2 separate regions of the Homo sapiens genome follow, and region 2 is linked to region 1. Evidence: chromatin loops called from intact Hi-C (ENCODE). Cell type or tissue: heart right ventricle. All regions are shown on one strand. Each heading gives the region's core, and the rest is flanking DNA. Links, peaks and the distances in the headings are about the cores only. Region 1 overlaps CYP2W1 (cytochrome P450 family 2 subfamily W member 1). Region 2 overlaps ZFAND2A-DT (ZFAND2A divergent transcript).

Region 1 (8,153 bases), core at 154-8,153:
CTGGTCCCCTGCCTGCGTCCATCGAGGGGCCTGGCTGTGGCCTGTTTTCCTTTGACCCCACACAGCGTCATTGCGGGTCATGGGGAGCCCCTGGTGGGAGCTTGTGGAGTCGGATCACGTACCTGTGCAGAAACCGCCTCTGTGGCTGCATTTGAAATAAAACCCGACCCAGCAGCAGCCGTGGGTCCTGCTCTGTGCGGTGCGTCCCCTGCCTGTGGACTGCGGAATTCGTGTCCCCCATGCCAGCGCACGCCAGGCTGAGACCCCGCCCTTGGTGGCCACCCCAGGATGGCATTGGGGGCGCTCTGTGTGTGGCGTTCCTGGCAGTGGGTGCTGGCTGATCGCTTGCGTTCAGGCCGGCCGTTTCCCAGCGCTGGCAGTGACTGACCCTGCCAGGAAACACACTTAGGCCGCACAGAATCAAGCCACACACTTCCTGTTCCCAGCAGCACGTGGTCCCTGCCCCCAAGTGATGTGAGGTGCCGCGGGGCACCGGGAAGGCCGTGGTGACCGCAGAGCTCTGGGCAGCTGCCGGGGAGGGCCGGGTGGCCATGGCGAGGAGGTCCGTGCCCCACTGTGAGGCCAAGTCTGTTCCAGGATGGGCCCCGGGGAGGGCTGAGGCCAGTGGCTCCGGTCTGGGCCTCCACAGAGCAGACACCCAGGTGCTGCTGCCCCGGGGCCGCCTCCTGCCCAGCCCAGGTTGGGGGTTTGTGCTGCCGTCTCAGTGCTCCCCCAACTGACGGTGGAGCAGAAAAGTAGCTGCAGCCGCCACCTGGCAGCCTTGGGACGCTGGCTCAGGCCCTGAGTGCCCCCTTGGGTGCCCCGCCCCCCAACAGAGCTCCTGAGGCTGAGGTCAGGCTGCCTGCCTTGGCTGCCACCAACGCACAGAGCTGCATGCAAGCCGGGAGGCGGGAGCACGGCCGGCCTCACCCTGTGAGAGCAGAGTCACAGGCTCCGGGCTGTTGTTGTGGGGAGGGCCTGGGGCTTCCCGTGGCCACTGCTGGCCTGGCTGGGCCTCCTCAGCCGTGGCCCTCGGGGCCTGCACCTCAGAGCGGTGACTGGCCTCACTGTGACCCACGGACGTCTACTGTGACTTCCTCCTTAGCTCCCTGAAGACACCCAGGGCTGGGCTAAGATGTGGTCTGGGCAGGTCTGGCTGACCACTCAGGCCATCTCTATGTGGACATCGAGACTCGGGGCCGGAGGAGACCCTAAGGACCGTGTCCCCAGGTCCTCTCTGCACCCACCAAGCTGTGGGAAGGAGATGAGGCTGTTTGCTCTTCCTTGGCCAGCATCCAGCCCCGTCCCCCAACTGTTGTGGCCAAAATTCTGACCACCCACGACACAGGGCCTGCTGTGTGCACCCCACTGGCCCAGGGCGGGCCTTGCCGGCGGCAGGCGAGGAGTCCAGCCCCTCCTGGTGTCGGTCAGGTGAACTCACAAACAGGAAGGCACGTTGCACAGCACGAACCTTCAGATCTGCCAGGCGGTGCCTGCGATCCGGCTGCTGGCAGCACAGCTTTGCAGAGAAGCTGCTGGGAAGGGTCCGTGTTCAGCCCAGCAGTCAGGGTGCTCAGTGGCCCCTATGCTGTGAGGCACCTTAAACAAACAGCAGAGGGAGACCCGCAAAGTGCAAAGAAGGGGCAGCAGCCTCCAGAAGGCAGGGCTGATGGATCCGGAACCAGAGCTCTGAGCTTCCCAGCAGCCGAGTCAGAAAGGGAAATGGGGTGGGTACTGCTGAGTCCTCACCGACCATTAGTGGGAAAAGGTCTTGAAGACCTGGGCCTCCCTTCGACAGCACAGATGCTCCCCTGACACCGGCTGGGGAGTGCTCTCCTGTCAGGGGTTCCCACCTCTGTGGATCGTAAGGTGCCAAGCTCCTCAGGGCTCCCTGGCGAAAGATGCCGAAGGGTGGCGCAGAGAAGTCACCTGGAATGTGGCTCAGAGAACCACGCAATGCCCTGGGGTCTCCCTACCCCGTGCAGGTCAGTGAGGGCACCCGCCCATGCAACCCCAGGGGCCAGCCACGTCGGGCCACATGTGCTGGGGCTGTGTGTGCCAGAGAACGGGCTGTGAGTCCCTGTCTCAGCTGGCGCTTGTGCGGGACTCCTGAGCCAGGAAGCCTCCGGCTAAGGAAGCCCCGCCTTAGCCTGGAGACGACCCTCACGTCCGTCCCTCACGTCTGTCCCTCGGCAAGTGCTCCTCACTGTGGAGAGGGCAGCTGCTGACCTGCAGCAAGCCAGGTGGCGGATCAAGATTTGTGCCAAGTGAGGGGCCAAACTTAGCGTGGGCATGCGTGCTTTTCTCTTTACATGTGTCCAAGGCCATAAGCGATGGGCTGTGACAAAGCACATCTGGGCTGAGCTCAGGGAGAAATGTCCCCTGCAGTAGATATGCAAGTGTGTGCAGGTGTCAGAAACACCAAGCCACACACTGATAACTCATGCCGGGTGCGGCGGCTCACACCTGTAACTCAGCACTTTGGGAGGCAGAGGCGGGAGGATCGCTTGAGCTCAGGAGTTTGAGACCAGCCTGGGCAACATGGCTAAACTGCCCCCCAACAAAAAATAAAAAATCCGGGGATGGTGGCATGTGTCTGAAGTCACAGCTACTCGGGAGGCTGAGGTGGGAGGATGGCTTGAGCTCGGGAGGTCAAGGCTGCAGTGAGCAGTGATTACACCACAGCAAGAGCCGGCATCTAAAAAAAATTTAGTGCGGTGAGCACTAAATTTAGTGGCTCACGCCTGTAATCCCAACACTTTGGGGGGGGCCAAGGTGGGCGGATCATGAGGTCAGGAGTTCGAGACCAGCCTGACCAACCTGGTGAAAGCCCATCTCTACTAAAAATACAAAAATTAGCTGGGTGTGGTGGTGGGCGCCTGTAGTGATCCCAGCTACTCAGGAGGCTGAGTCAGGAGAATCGCTTGAACACGGGAGGCAGAGGTTGCAGTGAGCCGAGATCGTGCCATTGCACTCCAGCCTGGGTGACAGAGCGAGACTCTGTCTGAAAAAATAAATACATAAAAATAAAAGTAATGTTTTTAAATAATCAAAGGGAGCATTGTTTGGAAGTCAGAATCACATTGCCTGTGGGGGTGAGCAGACCTGTGGAGACTGGGCTTTCCAGGCCAAAGGGCCCTCCCTGACATTGGGGGTGCGAACACGCAGAGCAGGCTGGAGACCTCTCACAGCACTGTGCGGCTTCCGGAAACCGTCCCCTGCCCCAGCCCACCCAGCCCTCTGAGGAAGCGGCCTCTGAGCAGTTTCTTGCAGGATTGATGTCTGAGAAACAGCTCACACCAAGTGCCGTCTGCTCACTCCACCAAGAGTGACACAGGTTCGGCCGCTGAATCACCCTCAGAGCACTGTCCTCCCTCCAAGCCCCCAAGAGAGTGGCATCTTTTTAGAGACAGGGTCCCGCTCTGTCGTCCAGGCTGGAGTGCGGTGGCATGAGCTCTGCTCGCTGCCACCTCCACCCCCCTGGGCTCAGGCGATTCTCCTCCCTCAGCCTCCTGAGTAGCTGGGAACACAGTTGCTACCACTACACCCGGCTAATTGTTGTATTTTTTGTAGAAGCGGGGGGCCTCACTGTGTTGCCCAGGCTGGTCCCAAACTCCTGGGCTCAAGCGATCCTCCCACCCCGGCCTCCCACCGTGCCTGGGATTTATTTCTGGATGACTCGGTGCCCAGTGTTCACATCCCAGAGCCTCAAGCTGACCTTCCAGCCCGGGCCGGCGCTGTCCGCTCCCCACTCCTCTCCCTGGAGCGCTGGCAGCCTCCAGCTGGGCTCTTTCTCTGCCTGCCTGTCCCTGCCTGTCCCTGCACAGATCAGGTGGCGCCACCTGCCGTCCGTCCAGTCCCTCGGCTCTTGCTCCAGTCACAGTCAGGCCCTGGCCGGGCGCCGTGTGCCATGCGCCCTCCAGTGGCTCCCAGGGAACGGGCGCTCTCTCCACGCGCTCCAGCTGCCGTCCCCCTGCCCTGTCTGGGTCAGGCCACCCCCCGCCCACTGGGACCTCAGAAGCACTCGTACCCCTGCTGGCTGCGTGGGTTTCACAGGCGATAAAGCTGAGTGCAGCCTCAAACCCTGAATAGTCATCAAAGTTAGGATCCTACAGACTCCTCCAAGCCTCACCTCATCACCCCTGTGGCCCAGCAGTCCAGAGCCATGGGCCACCCCCTCCCCCGCTTGTTATGCAGCAGGAGCTACCCGATGCACTCTGACCTCAGACACCCTAGGACTTTGCTTAGATTTCACAAGGGACTGAGTCCAGGCAGGAGGGGTGGGGAATTTGGCCAGCGATGGGCCTGCCTCGGGGCATTTGTGAGACCTGCCCGGAGAGACAGCTGGGCGCTAGGCTGAGCTGTCCAAGTCCCACTGCCCTCTGAAGCCTGGTGAGCCCACCCAGCCCTCCAGTGTCTTACCTCCTTCCCCCTCAGCATCCAAGGTGGGAAGAAGACCCCCGCTCTGAGGGAGCCCCAGCAATCACGGGGAGGGCCCAGGTCCCAGAGTGAGGCCGGCTTCCAGCCTCTGGGTTCCAGAAGTTTCCTAATGGGGGCTGCCCACTCCGAGGGAGGAGCTTCAGGACATCTGAACCAGGACCCCCGCACTGGACAAGGCCCCAGGCCCCTACATGTGTGTTCCCTGTGGGTGTGGTTGAGCGGTGGCGTGGCAGCTCCCTTGGGTCACTTGGGTTCCATTAAACGGCGTCTCCGTGGGTAAAGCTTGGTCTCCTCCTAAGCCCGGCCAGCCCGGCACTCAGATGGCCTCACCCTCCGAGCTTACTGTGGGGGGGCCTCACCCTCCGAGCTTGCTGCGGGAGGTTTGCAGATGGCTCGGGGACTGTGTGGTTTTGTTTTGCCTTGACTTAGGATGGTAATGGGAGGCACGTGCAGCACGGCTGAGGGCCAGCCTCAGACCCAGAAGCAGATCTGGGGCCAAGAGCAGCCTGCCCACCCCAGGAGGGTCCTTCCCTGGAGACCTAGAGGCGGGGGGGTACAGGGGCCGGGGTCGGCGTCCCTCCTGCTGCTGAGGACAGACGTCCGGGGAGCAGTTCAGCCACGTCGTGAGCCATGGGGTTCGGGGTGTCTGCCTCTCCCATGACATCTGGGCACCATGGGGTGGATGTCCACAGAGGCATCTCCCGAAATCCATGCGTGAGGAAGCTGGGCTCGCGGGCTGCCTGCTGCCTGAGTTCTCTGGGACCCTTGAAAAGGACCCATTGGCAGGTGCGTGGATAAAGCAGGACAAATCCACCACTCCCCACTCACTCGAGGTCCCCAGAGCCCTCACACCCACAGACCAGGAAGGAGAAGGACTGGGGAGGGACTCGGAGTGGGTGTTTAACGCAAGCAGGGCTTCAGCCCGGGAAGATGAGGAGGCTCTGGAGGTGACAGTGGTGGCCGTGAATGTGCCTGTGCCCCTGAACTGTGCACTTCAACATGGCTGATGGTGAATTTTCTCTACGTGTATTTTATCACCATTTTTAAAAATAGCAACAAAGAAACACTTGGAAATGAGGCGTAGACAGTGGCCTGTCCCATCCGTGCCAAGCCCCGGCATTTCCCAGCAAGCCCCCGGGACGTGCCTGTGCACCTGGCCGGCAGCCTGAGTGCAGCTGTGAGAAACGGGCACCCAGGTCTGCCCGGTCGAGAAGGTGGCACCTCCGGGGTTCGGGTCTCACTCGGCCCCCCCCTTCCCTCCTGCCCGCCCCACACCCCTGCCCACGCCCATGGGCATGAGTTAAAGGAGATTTGATACCTGCTTACTCTGTTTTCACTAAGCTAGGCTTGTTTACACTTGAGGATGAGGCATTTGGACCGCCTAACTTGGGGGGCCCTGGCTGTACCCCGTGGAGGAGCCCTGTCATCTCGCTGGGTGAGATGGGGTGAGAGGTCGCGTGAGTCGGGCGAGCGGGGTCAGGGTTGGGGTTGGGGTTATGTTTATTGTCTTAGTGCTTTGAGGGGAAGCTCAGCCGTCACTCATCACCCTGTACTTGGTGTCCCTCATGTCGGCTGGGCCTCCATGAAGCGGGGCGGGACAGGGTCAGCGTTTCCTCCCCACGTGGGCCTCGGGCTCCCCTGGGCCCAAGGAGATGAATACCCCAGGCCAATGTAAGGCGGGGGCCCGAGGGTCCCCTGCAGGGCCGGGAGGGCGGGGCCTGAGTCCTTCACCCCACCCAGGAGGCCGACTAAGTTGGGGGCACAAGGGTCCCCTGTAGGGTTGGGAGGGCTGGGCCTGAGTCCTCCACCCCACCCGGGAGCCCTGACAACAGCTGGGAGGGATTTTCCACAGCCCCTGCCCTGGAATGTTCCGCACCCTCCAGAGCTCCAGAGGGGCTCACCAGTCACACTGGGCGGGGCGTCGCGTGGCCCCACCTGGCGCCAGGACCCCGTTCTTTCTGCCCTTCAAGTTTTCAGTGTCATATTTCAAATGTCTGAGGGGAGAATAGTGAAGCCAGCACTCGCTCCCTGCTCTTCCCCAGAAATAGGTGAGCGGACGCAGCCGAGCCTCCATCCCTCCGTCCCCTTCTCGTCCTTGCAGCAGCCTCCGTAGCAGCAGCCCCACCCATGACTTAGGGACCCTGCGGCCCCACCTGGGAGTGTGAGGCCTGCCGTGCACCCGTGTGTCCCGGCCACCACGTCCTGGCCTTGGGGCGCCGCTTCACGTGGCGCAGGTGGGAATGTGCCACGGCTTATCCTCTCTTCTCGGTGAGGGGCCGCCTGCCGCTCACGTGCATGGTCAGCGCTGGGACGGGGGCCAGGGCCGTCTCAGACAGCAGGTGTCCCATCACACCGCCCCCAGCACACGCGCCACTGTCACACTGCCGACCACACCGCCCCCAGCACACGCGCCACTGTCACACTGCCGACCACACCACCCCCAGCACACGCGCCACTGTCACACTGCCGACCACACCGCCCCCAGCACACGCGCCACTGTCACACTGCCGACCACACCACCCCCAGCACACGCGCCACTGTCACACTGCCGACCACACCGCCCCCAGCACACGCGCCACTCACACTGCCGACCACACCGCCCCCAGCACACGCGCCACTCACACTGCCGACCACACCGCCCCCAGCACACGCGCCACTCACACTGCCGACCACACCGCCCCCAGCACACGCGCCACTCACACTGCCGACCACACCGCCCCCAGCACACGCGCCACTCACACTGCCGACCACACCGCCCCCAGCACACGCGCCACTCACACTGCCGACCACGCCACCACCAGCACAGGTGCCACTCACACTGCCGACCACACCGCCACCAGCACACGCGCCACTCACACTGCCGACCACACCGCCCCCAGCACACGTGCCACTGTCACACTGCCGACCACACCGCCCCCAGCACATGTGCCACTGTGTGGCTCGACATTTCCTTCTGTTTGTTTGAGATGGAATCTCGCTCTGTCACCCAGGCTGGAGTGCAGTGGTGCGAACTCGGCTCACTGCAACCTCTGCCTCCCAGTTCAAGCGATTCTCCTGTCTCAGCCTCCTGAGTAGCTGGGATTACAGGCACGTGCCACCATGCTCGGTTAATTTTTTTGTATTTTTAGTAGAGACAGGGTTTCACCATGTTGGGCAGGCTGGTCTCGAACTCCTGACCTCGTGATTCGCCTGCCTCGGCCTCCCAAAGTGCTGGGATTACAGGCATGAGCCACCGCACCGGGTCAGTGTTTCCATTTTTGCCACTGCAGTGCTGCTTGTCTTCAGGGGCTGAGGTGCCCTCCCCCCGCCCCAAGGAAGCCTCTGGCGCCAGTGCCTGTCTCTGAAGGAGAATGTGGGCCTTGCCTCCCTGCACCAGTCATACGCATGGCCCCAGTGGCTTGGCTCAGAGTCTGGCACTGCAGGCCGACTGCCTCCAGGCACAGCTGCAGGAAGTGTTCCAGGAGCGGGAATGGAGTGGGGTCTGCAGGAGTCCCAGGACCTGGGGGGTGCAGGGCTCGCACGCTGAGGACACCCACCTGCGCCTGTCTCTGGCTGGATGCAGCCACCCGTTGTCTCCCTGCAGCCCCAGCTGTAGGTGCTGGGGGGCCCTGGGGGGAGCTAGGTGGGTGGGAGTGCAGCTTCAGGGGTGGGAGAGTGGGCGGGGCCCTGGAGGCGCTCCTGGGGGCTGGCAGGGACTGAGCTGCAGACAGCAT
Region 2 (8,464 bases), core at 216-8,215, 180 kb before region 1:
ATTACTCATTTGCCTTGTTTGTGCCTGTCTTCACGGCACACTCTTCCCCTGGTTCTAGGGTCTGGTCACGTTTGCGAGTCTGTGTCGCTGGGTTCTTTATGTGCCCACTTAGCCACCCTGGCACCTGCCATCCTCTTTCCTGCTTAAACCTAACAGGAATGGATTTCCATCACGGGCGTTTCTAATGTGCTCTGAGCAAGCTTCTGGGAGGCGCCGAGACGTGCAGAGTGGATGGCTACTGATGTGGCAGGAGGAGGGGAAGCAGGAGGCACACTGGGGCCTATGTGTCCTTAGAGAAGAGACGGGGTTTACCGGGTGAGGTGGCTCACGCCTGCAATCCCAGCACTTTGGGAGGCCAAGGTGGGTGGATCACCCGAGGTCAGGAGTTCAAGACCAGCCTGGCCAACATGGCAAAACCCCGTCTCTACTAAAAATACAAAAATTAGCTGGGTGTGGTGGCAGATGCCTGTAATCCCAGCTACTCGGGAAGCTGAGGCAGGATAATCACTTGAACCCGGGAGGCGGAGGTTGCAGTGAGCTGAGATGACACCACTGCACTCCAGCCTGGGCGACAAGAGTGAGACTCCGTCTCAAAAAAACAAAAAAAAGAGAAGAGACAGGATTGAGCCCCATGTGTGAGAGCCAAGGATAGAGGAGATGGCGGCCTCAAGGCTGCCATGCAGTGGGCAACAGTGTGCTGTGACTGTGTGGATCCAGGGGACGGAATCTTCCACCCCCAGCTACCTGGACCATGCCATCCGAAGCCAGGGAGAATTCGGCCCCGGCAACCTGGCAGAGGGCAGCTGTCTCCTGCTGATGACGGACAGCCACAGAGTACACCCCACCCACCCTTGGGCGCCGCATGGCCAGCGGCAGCAGCTCTGTCAGATTTCATATCCGCAGTCCTCCATTGCGTTGCACTCGTGACTCAATGTTCAAAAGCTTTCGGCCAGCTCCATTCTGCCCTCTCTGGGATAATATAACAATCAGAGAAAAGGAGTTTGGCCTGCACGGGAGGCCCCAAGAGGAGCCGGGTTCAGGCCACGTGGCTTCCAGCGCCTGCGTCCGCTTGCCCATCAAAGAAAGGGTACAAAAGTGGGAGAGTCTGTGGTTTCCTCATCAGCTTAGACCAAAGCCGTGACAGGGGAGAACCCCAAACTGCTAATTAAATCCATTCAGTTTTGGGGGTGGGGGAAGAGTAAACTCCTTCTCTGTGAGCACCAGGCAGTGGGTTCTGATTCCCACGCAGGCCAGCCTGGTGCTGTGGGTGAGGGCAGCTACTGCTGGCTCCTGCCCCAGTCTCCTGCCAGCTGCTCAGACCCGGAATGTCAGGGACCTGGCACCCGCCACCCCGGGCTAGCACTGTCCTACACCCTAACACAGAATCCAGCCACCTAGCTGCCTGAACTCCAGCCAAGAGGGACCAGAGAGGACGGAAAGGCCGTCGGTACCTGGGCTTTGTCTACCTCGCCCCTAGATGACCACCTGAGTGAGTGGGAGGGGCTGGATGAGGAGCAGGGCCCCTCCCCGGGGGCAACAACCACCTGAGAGAGCGGGGATGGCCTGGACAGAGGGGGGGAACCCTCCGGGGGGTGATGAGCACCTGAGTGAGTGGGGAGGGGCTGGACAGGAGCGCAAAGCCTCCTGGAGGTGATGGACACCTGAGAGAGTGGGTAGAGGCTGGACAGGAGCAGTGGGGCCTCCTGGGGGTGATGAGCACCTGAGTGAGTAGGGGGAAGCTGGGCAGGGAGGGGGGCCCTCCTGGGGGTGATGAGCACCTGAGTGAGTGGGCAGGGGCTGGACAGGAGCGCAAAGCCTCCTGGAAGTGATGGACACCTGAGAGAGTGGGTAGAGGCTGGACAGGAGCAGTGGAGCCTCCTGGGGGTGATGAGCACCTGAGTGAGTGGGCAGGGGCTGGACAGGAGCGGCGGGGCCTCCTGGTAAGGTCCGTTGTGCTTTGCTTTCTGCCTGGCCTCAGCAGAAGAGTTTGGTAATTGATTGCTATAATGGTGGCTGTTTTTAGAGTTTCTGTTGCTGGCAAAAAAGGACACAGGGACCCTTTTCAAAGAATATTCCAGGGAGTAGCGGGAGCTTCGGGGATGCAGGGACATAGTGTGTCCGGAGGTGGTTCCTGCTGGTGGGTTCGTTGTCTCCCTGACTTCGATAATGGAGCTAGGGACCTTCGCGGTGAGTGTTAACAGCTCTTAAAGATGGCACGGACCCAAAAAGTGAACAGTAGCAAGGTTTATTGTGAAGAGAGAAAGGATAAAGCTTTCACAGCATAGACGAGGACCCGAACACGTTGCCACTGCTGGCTAGAGGTGGGGGGGGGGGGCGGGGGTGGTTGGTGGCAGCCAGCTTTTATTCCCTTATTGGCCCCGCCCATGTTCCATTTCTGTCCTATCAGAGTGCCCTTTTTTCAATCCTCTCTGCGATTGACTACTTTTAGAATCCTGCTGATTGGTGCATTTTACAGAGCACTGATTGGTGCATTTTACAGAGCACTGATTGGTGCATTTTACAGAGCACTGATTGGTGCATTTTACAGAGTGCTGATTGGTGCATTTTACAGAGCGCTGATTGGTGCATTTTTACAGAGTGCTGATTGGTGCATTTTACAGAGCACTGATTGGTGCATTTTACAGAGTGCTGATTGGTGCATTTTACAGAGTGCTGATTGGTGCATTTTACAGAGCGCTGATTGGTGCATTTTACAATCCTCTTGCTAGATAGAAAAGTTGTCCCAGTCCCCACTTGACCCAGGAAGTCCAGGTGGCTTCACTTTTCAATAGGGCTGCCTGGGAGGCCGAAGCCTGCCACCTGCTGTCTCCCTCCCGAGGACGCAGCCCACCCTTCCCTCCAGGTGGAATTCCCTAGGACACAGCCCACCCTTCCCTCCAGGTGGAATTCCCTAGACCTAATCACAGCATCCTGGAAGGGCCAACCCCCGACGGCTCAGATTGGCGTGGGGCGTGACTGGTCCAGAAGGAACAAAGCGTGAATACATCAAATCCCAGGAGACTAACGGAGTTCCCCTGGGGAAACTCGAGGGTCTGACGCTTCGCTCGGATTTCAGATTCACAAAGACCATCAAGCACTTTCAGGTTCCTCAAAGATCCCAGGGGTCAGCTGCTCGTCGTGCTGACTTCGGGCCTGGGCTGAGCTCTCCCTCTGCTGGTAAAACCCTTCCTCACCCTGCACAGAGGTCAGAGCCCTGTGTTTCCCAGGGACCCCCTGGTCCCCTTTCCAGCCACGGGCAGGGTCCCCGCAGGTCCAGCCGGCCGCATACTTGCCCCCACAGCCTCTGTGTGCCTCCAGCACTGTCTTCGTCACTCGGCCTGTCCATGCTGGTGCTACTTTGGGTTGAGCTGTCTTGAAAAAATATATACATTGGCCGGGCACAGTGGCTCACGCTTGTAATCCCAGCACTTTGGGAGGCTGAGGCGGATGGATCACATCGTCAGGAGTTCGAGACCAGCCTGGCCAATGTGGTGAAAGTCTGTCTCTACTAAAAATACAAAAATTAGCCGGGCATGGTGGCGTGCACCTCTAGTCCCAGCTACTTGGGAGGCTGAGGCAGGAGAATCGCTTGAACCTGGGAGGAGGAGGTTGCAGTGAGCCGAGATCGTGCCACTGCACTCCAGCCTGGCAACAGAGGGACACTCTGTCTCCAAAAAAAAAAAAAGAAAAAAAAAGAAAAGAAAAAAAAGTATATATATATATATATATATATATATATATATATATATACACATATATATATACACACACACATACATTTGCATTCTCCATGCAGCTTACAAGCTGAAATCATGCTTTCCCCAGCTGCACCCCGCAAAGGATCTCGTGTGAACCAGGTCTTCAACAGCTCCCTACAGCTTGGGTGGGAAGGCTTCGATGTCTCCCAGGGTTAAATCGAGCAAGGAACAGCCTAAGGGCCGCAGTCCACGCCACCAGCAGGTGTGGCAGCCAGACGGGAAATTAACTTCCTGTCTGTTTCAAACTAAAATTTGTGGAAGAAAGAAACAATGTTGCAGTCCTAGCCAACGCGCATCCATTAAAATAAGGGACAAACCCAGCGGCCAAGCAGCGGAGGGGCTGACTCCACGAAGACCCGCTGCTGCCGCCAGGGGGAGCTGCCAGGGTGCAGGGCGGAGATTGGAGGGGTTGCAAGGGGGCGTGGCCGGGAGGGAACATGGCGGCACAGAGGAGGAAGGGGGTGGCCCTTATTCAGAACCCCTCAGGAAACAGAACAAAGTCGAAACAACCCGCTGACTCCGCATTGTTGGTACTGCGTGCAGGACTAGGCTTTCTGCCCCGCGTTCTCGGGAACAGACGCCTGGGGATCCCGAGGCCACAGGGGCTCAGATCAGAGTAGCGTTGTAAAATCAGGAATGACTTAAAAACTGTTTCTTTTTGTAGAGACAGGGTCTTGCTATGTTGCCCAGGCCGTTTTTGAACTCCTGGCCTCAAGGGATCCACCCGGCTCGGCCTCTCAAAGCGCTGGGATTACAGGCATGAGGCATGGCGCCCGGCCCAAGGATGGCATTTCTGATGCAAAAATACCATGAGTGACATAGCCTGAGTGTGGTCATTGCTAATGTGGGAGGAAAATACGGAGAGGAGGTGTCTCTGCAGCCGAGGAAGAGCGTGTTGTCAAGAGGTAGGAGGGCAACCCGCCATGGCTGGTGAGAGCCAGGCTGAAGTGTCTGTTGGACTTAGCAGGTGGGAGGCCGGTTCGCCTTCAGGACGTCCCGGAGGTGGTGGCAGAAGTCGGGGGAAATGGGCTGAAGGAAGGATGGATAGAGGTAGGAGAAGCTCGCATGCCTAAAGATGATGAATGTGTTCACCCGTCCAGCCTGGCAGACAGGTGACTCCCCACTGCCCGCTCCCCATGACACCCTCTCTTCTGCTTGGACACAGTGGATTCTACTTTTGCAATTATAATTCACAGCCTCAGCAAATATTTGTAAGAAGTGCACAGCAAAGATAAGAAAGATGAAGGTGGGTCCTGTTTTTTCCCCAGAGCTTACTGTCTTCTTGTTCTCAGACAGAAAAAAGGGCTGGGCGCGGTGGCTCACACCTGTAATCCCAGCACTTTGGGAGGCCAAGGCGGGCGGATCACCTGAGGCCAGGAGTTCCAAACCAGGCTGGCCAACATGGTGAAACCCCATCTTTACTAAAAATACAAAAATTAGCTAGGTGTGGTGGCAGCGCCTGTAGTTCCAGCTACTCAGGAGGCTGAGGCAGGAGAATCGCTTGAACCTGGGAGGTGGAGGTTGTGGTGAGCCAAGATCGCGCCACTGCACTCGAGCCTGGGGGACAAAAGTGAAACTCTTGTCTCAAAAAAAAAAAAAAAAAAAGCAAAACAAAGAAAATCCACGTCCTGAAACAACTGGACAATAAATGTAAACGTTGCGTTTATGAGGGTGAGGCAGAGGCTGCCATCATTTTTGGAATTCAGGGAGTGAAAATTTCCCAGCGCACACCTGAAGCAGCTGGGCTGGCGTGTCTGGGAGTTTCACAGTGGAGGATGGCCCCAAGCGCCTTTGAACACAGGGAACGGGATGGGGTGGGGACACCCAGGGAGACTGCTGAAGCCAAAGTTGTGTGTCGGCCAGGACTTCTGATTGCATGTGGCAAGAACCCAACTCAAAATAGGTTCTGTGAAAACGGGAGTTTATGGGCTCCTAAATTTTAGATGTGCCCGGATCCAGGAACTCAAGTGTGGTTCTTGATGCCTTTCCCTGAGAGCCGGCCCCTCTCCCCTGACTGCAGAGCAGCCCCTCGGGGTAGCCAGGAAGCAGCTACCGTCAACGCAGCTACTCATGGGCAGCACCTGAGGGTCTCCCTGCAAGCCTGCATCAGAATCCACGCATGAACTAAGAGGAGTTTTTTTGTTTGTTTTTGAGACAGTCTCACTCTTGCCCAGGCTGGAGTGCTGTGGCACGATCTGGTCTCACTGCAACCTCCGCTTCCCGGGTTCAAGTGATTCTCGTGCCTCAGCCTCCCGAGTAGCTGGGATTACAGGTGCCACCACCACGCCTGACTGATTTTTGTATTTTTAGTAGAGACGGGGTTTCACCATGTTGGGCAGGCTGGCCTCGAACTCCTGACCTCAAGTGATCCACCTGCCTCAGCCTCCCACAGTGCTGGGATTACAGGCATGAGCCACCACGCCCAGCCTGGATGATTTTCTTGACCTCGTTTAGGGTGACTTCACATGACACTAATGGAGACATTTCTGAGACTGAAAATGGGGTGCTCTGAATAATTTTGCTAGAACAGTTAACATAACCTGGGACTCTTCTGGGAAAAGCAGGACATAACGTCACTGTCACTGTTAAGTGGACACTGAGGGATGACCCACCAGAGCCACATAAAATTGGGGAGAGGTATCACTCCAAAGGGGTGGTCCTGGCCGGGCACGGTGGCTCATGCCTGTAATCTCAGCACCTTGGGAGGCCAAGGTGGGAAAATCGCTTGAGGCCAGGAGTTCTAGACCAGCCTGGTCAACATAGCAAGACCCAATCTGTATTAAAAAAAAAAAAAAAAAGGCTGGGCGCAGTGGGTCACACCTGTAACCCCAGCACTTTGGGAGGCCGAGGTGGTCGGATCTCTTGAGGCCAGGAGTTCGAGCCCAGCCTGGCCAAAATGGCAAAACCCTGTCTCTACCAAAAACACAAAAATTAGCTGAACGTGGTGGTGGGTGCTTGTAATTCCAGCTACTCGGGAGGCTGAGGCAGGAGAATTGCTTGAACCTGGGAGATGGAAGTTGCAGTGAGCCAAGATCGCACCATTGCACTCCTGGGCGATAGAGGAAGACCCTGTCTCCAAAAAAAAAAAAAAAAAAAAAAAAAAAACTCACCACAAAGGACTAGTGCTATTGACAAATGCAGGAGAGACAGGAATGCTGGAGTTACAAAACTAACAGGCATGGCCGGGCACAGTGGCTTACCCCTGTAATCCCAAAAAACTAACACGTGTGGCCGGGCACAGTGGCTTACCCCTGTAATCCCAAAAAACTAACAGGCGTCGTCCAGGTTTGAATTCTGACTTCTCTGTTTCTTACCCCCTCCACGCCTCAGTTTCCCCTTATTTAAAATAGGGATCGTAGCAGGGACCCGTTGGCGAGGAACACTTGTGGCCCCTTGTTGCGGAGTTGATGTGTTACTGGAGACGCTGCGACCTCCTCTTTTTTTTTTTTTTTTTTTTTTGAGACGAAGTCTCGCTCTGTCGCCCAGGCTGGAGTGCAGTGGCGCAATTCTCGGCTCACTGCAAGCTCTGCCTCCCGGGTTCACGCCATTCTCCTGCCTCAGCCTCCCGAGTGGCTGGGACTCAGGCGCCCGCCACCACGCCCGGCTAAGTTTTTGTATTTTTAGTAGAGACGGGGTTTCACCACATTAGCCAGGATGGTCTCGATCTCCTGATCCCGTGATCCGCCTGCCTCGGCCTCCCAAAATCCTGGGATTACAGGCGTGAGCCACCGCAGCCAGCCACGATCTCCTCCTTTCTAGTGGACATCTCGAGGTCTGCAAACTAAGGCCATGAGAGCTGCCCGCCTCCCTGCAGAGTCGTGCTATTACAAGGCCCTTCTTCCCTGCTGACCACAAGGCAGCTATCAGAGGCTGTCTTAGGAGGACTTCACGTAAAAAGAAGCCCCTAAGCTTGATAGGCTGAGAAACCTAGGTACGCCATGGCCACCTTACTTATGCGTGGTGGTACTTCTCTGTTTCTTTGAATGCAGGTGTTCAATTAATTACAAAAAAGATGAAACTTAAAATTCTGACTTGGCCGAGTGTGGTGGCTCACGCCTGTAATCCCAGCATTTTGGGAGGCCAAGGCACCCAGATCACGAGGTCAGGAGTTCGAGACCAGCCTGACCAACATGGTGAAACTCCGTTTCTACTAAAAATACAAAAATTAGCCAGGCATGGTGGCACATGCCTGTAATCCCAGCTACTCGGGATGCTGACGCAGGAGTATCGCTTGAACCCAGGAGGCAGAGGTTGCGGTAAGCCGAGATTATGCCACTGCACTCCAGCTTGGGTGACAGAACAAGACTCTGTCTCAAAAACAAAAACAAAACAAAAAACAAAAAAATTGAGCAAATAAGAAAATCCACTGAGGACAAAGGAGCCAGGTTTCTCACTGCTGGAGAAGGTATTCACAATCATGAAAGGTAGAAAGCTAGAAAGAGCCCGGAGGTGTTGGGCTGAAACTGAAGGCATGGTTATGGATTTGGTTTTTGGAAAAACACATGTATGCAACATAGACATAGCTACAGACGTGTGTATATACACAGGCACATACATCTTACATTCCTAGCCTATGTCCACCGAGAGAGCCCAGAAGCAATGAGCGCACTGCTCACCCAAATCCTGCTGTTTTTTAAATTATTATCCTTTTTGAGACGGTGTCTCGCGCTGTCACCCAAGCTGTAGTGCAGTGGTGCAATCTTGGC

Evidence for each region. Hi-C counts contacts between places; a loop is a spot of excess contacts. Peaks named below come from ENCODE experiments on the same cell type or tissue, not always from the same donor. Only the 100,000 strongest peaks of a DNase experiment are listed, where the experiment ranks them.
Region 2: a loop joins it to region 1, with 4 times the contacts of the local background. A loop is called at or near these places in 55 of 110 quality-filtered maps.

The regions. Positions count from the first base shown.
Region 1 is chr7:989,030-997,182 of GRCh38, reverse strand. CYP2W1 (cytochrome P450 family 2 subfamily W member 1) reads right to left here. Exons shown (of 9, transcript NM_017781.3): 9 at 7,543-8,153. CHLSN (cholesin) reads left to right here. Exons shown (of 5, transcript NM_001318252.2): 5 at 1-177. Among named protein-coding and RNA genes, the nearest start is that of CYP2W1, 9.9 kb to the right of the region's middle. RefSeq lists enhancers at 1,442-1,491, 7,816-8,153 and a silencer at 4,027-4,116. In heart right ventricle, for the core only: a CTCF peak has its summit at 3,894 (motif pointing left); DNase peaks (open chromatin) are centred at 3,842 and 5,248; H3K27me3 peaks cover 366 bases.
Region 2 is chr7:1,165,723-1,174,186 of GRCh38, reverse strand. ZFAND2A-DT (ZFAND2A divergent transcript) reads right to left here. Exons shown (of 3, transcript NR_110069.1): 3 at 8,229-8,464. Among named protein-coding and RNA genes, the nearest start is that of ZFAND2A-DT, 9.6 kb to the right of the region's middle. RefSeq lists enhancers at 2,789-3,762, 3,812-4,201, 3,763-4,738. In heart right ventricle, for the core only: a CTCF peak has its summit at 4,122 (motif pointing right); a DNase peak (open chromatin) is centred at 4,146; H3K4me3 peaks cover 1,162 bases; H3K27ac peaks cover 951 bases.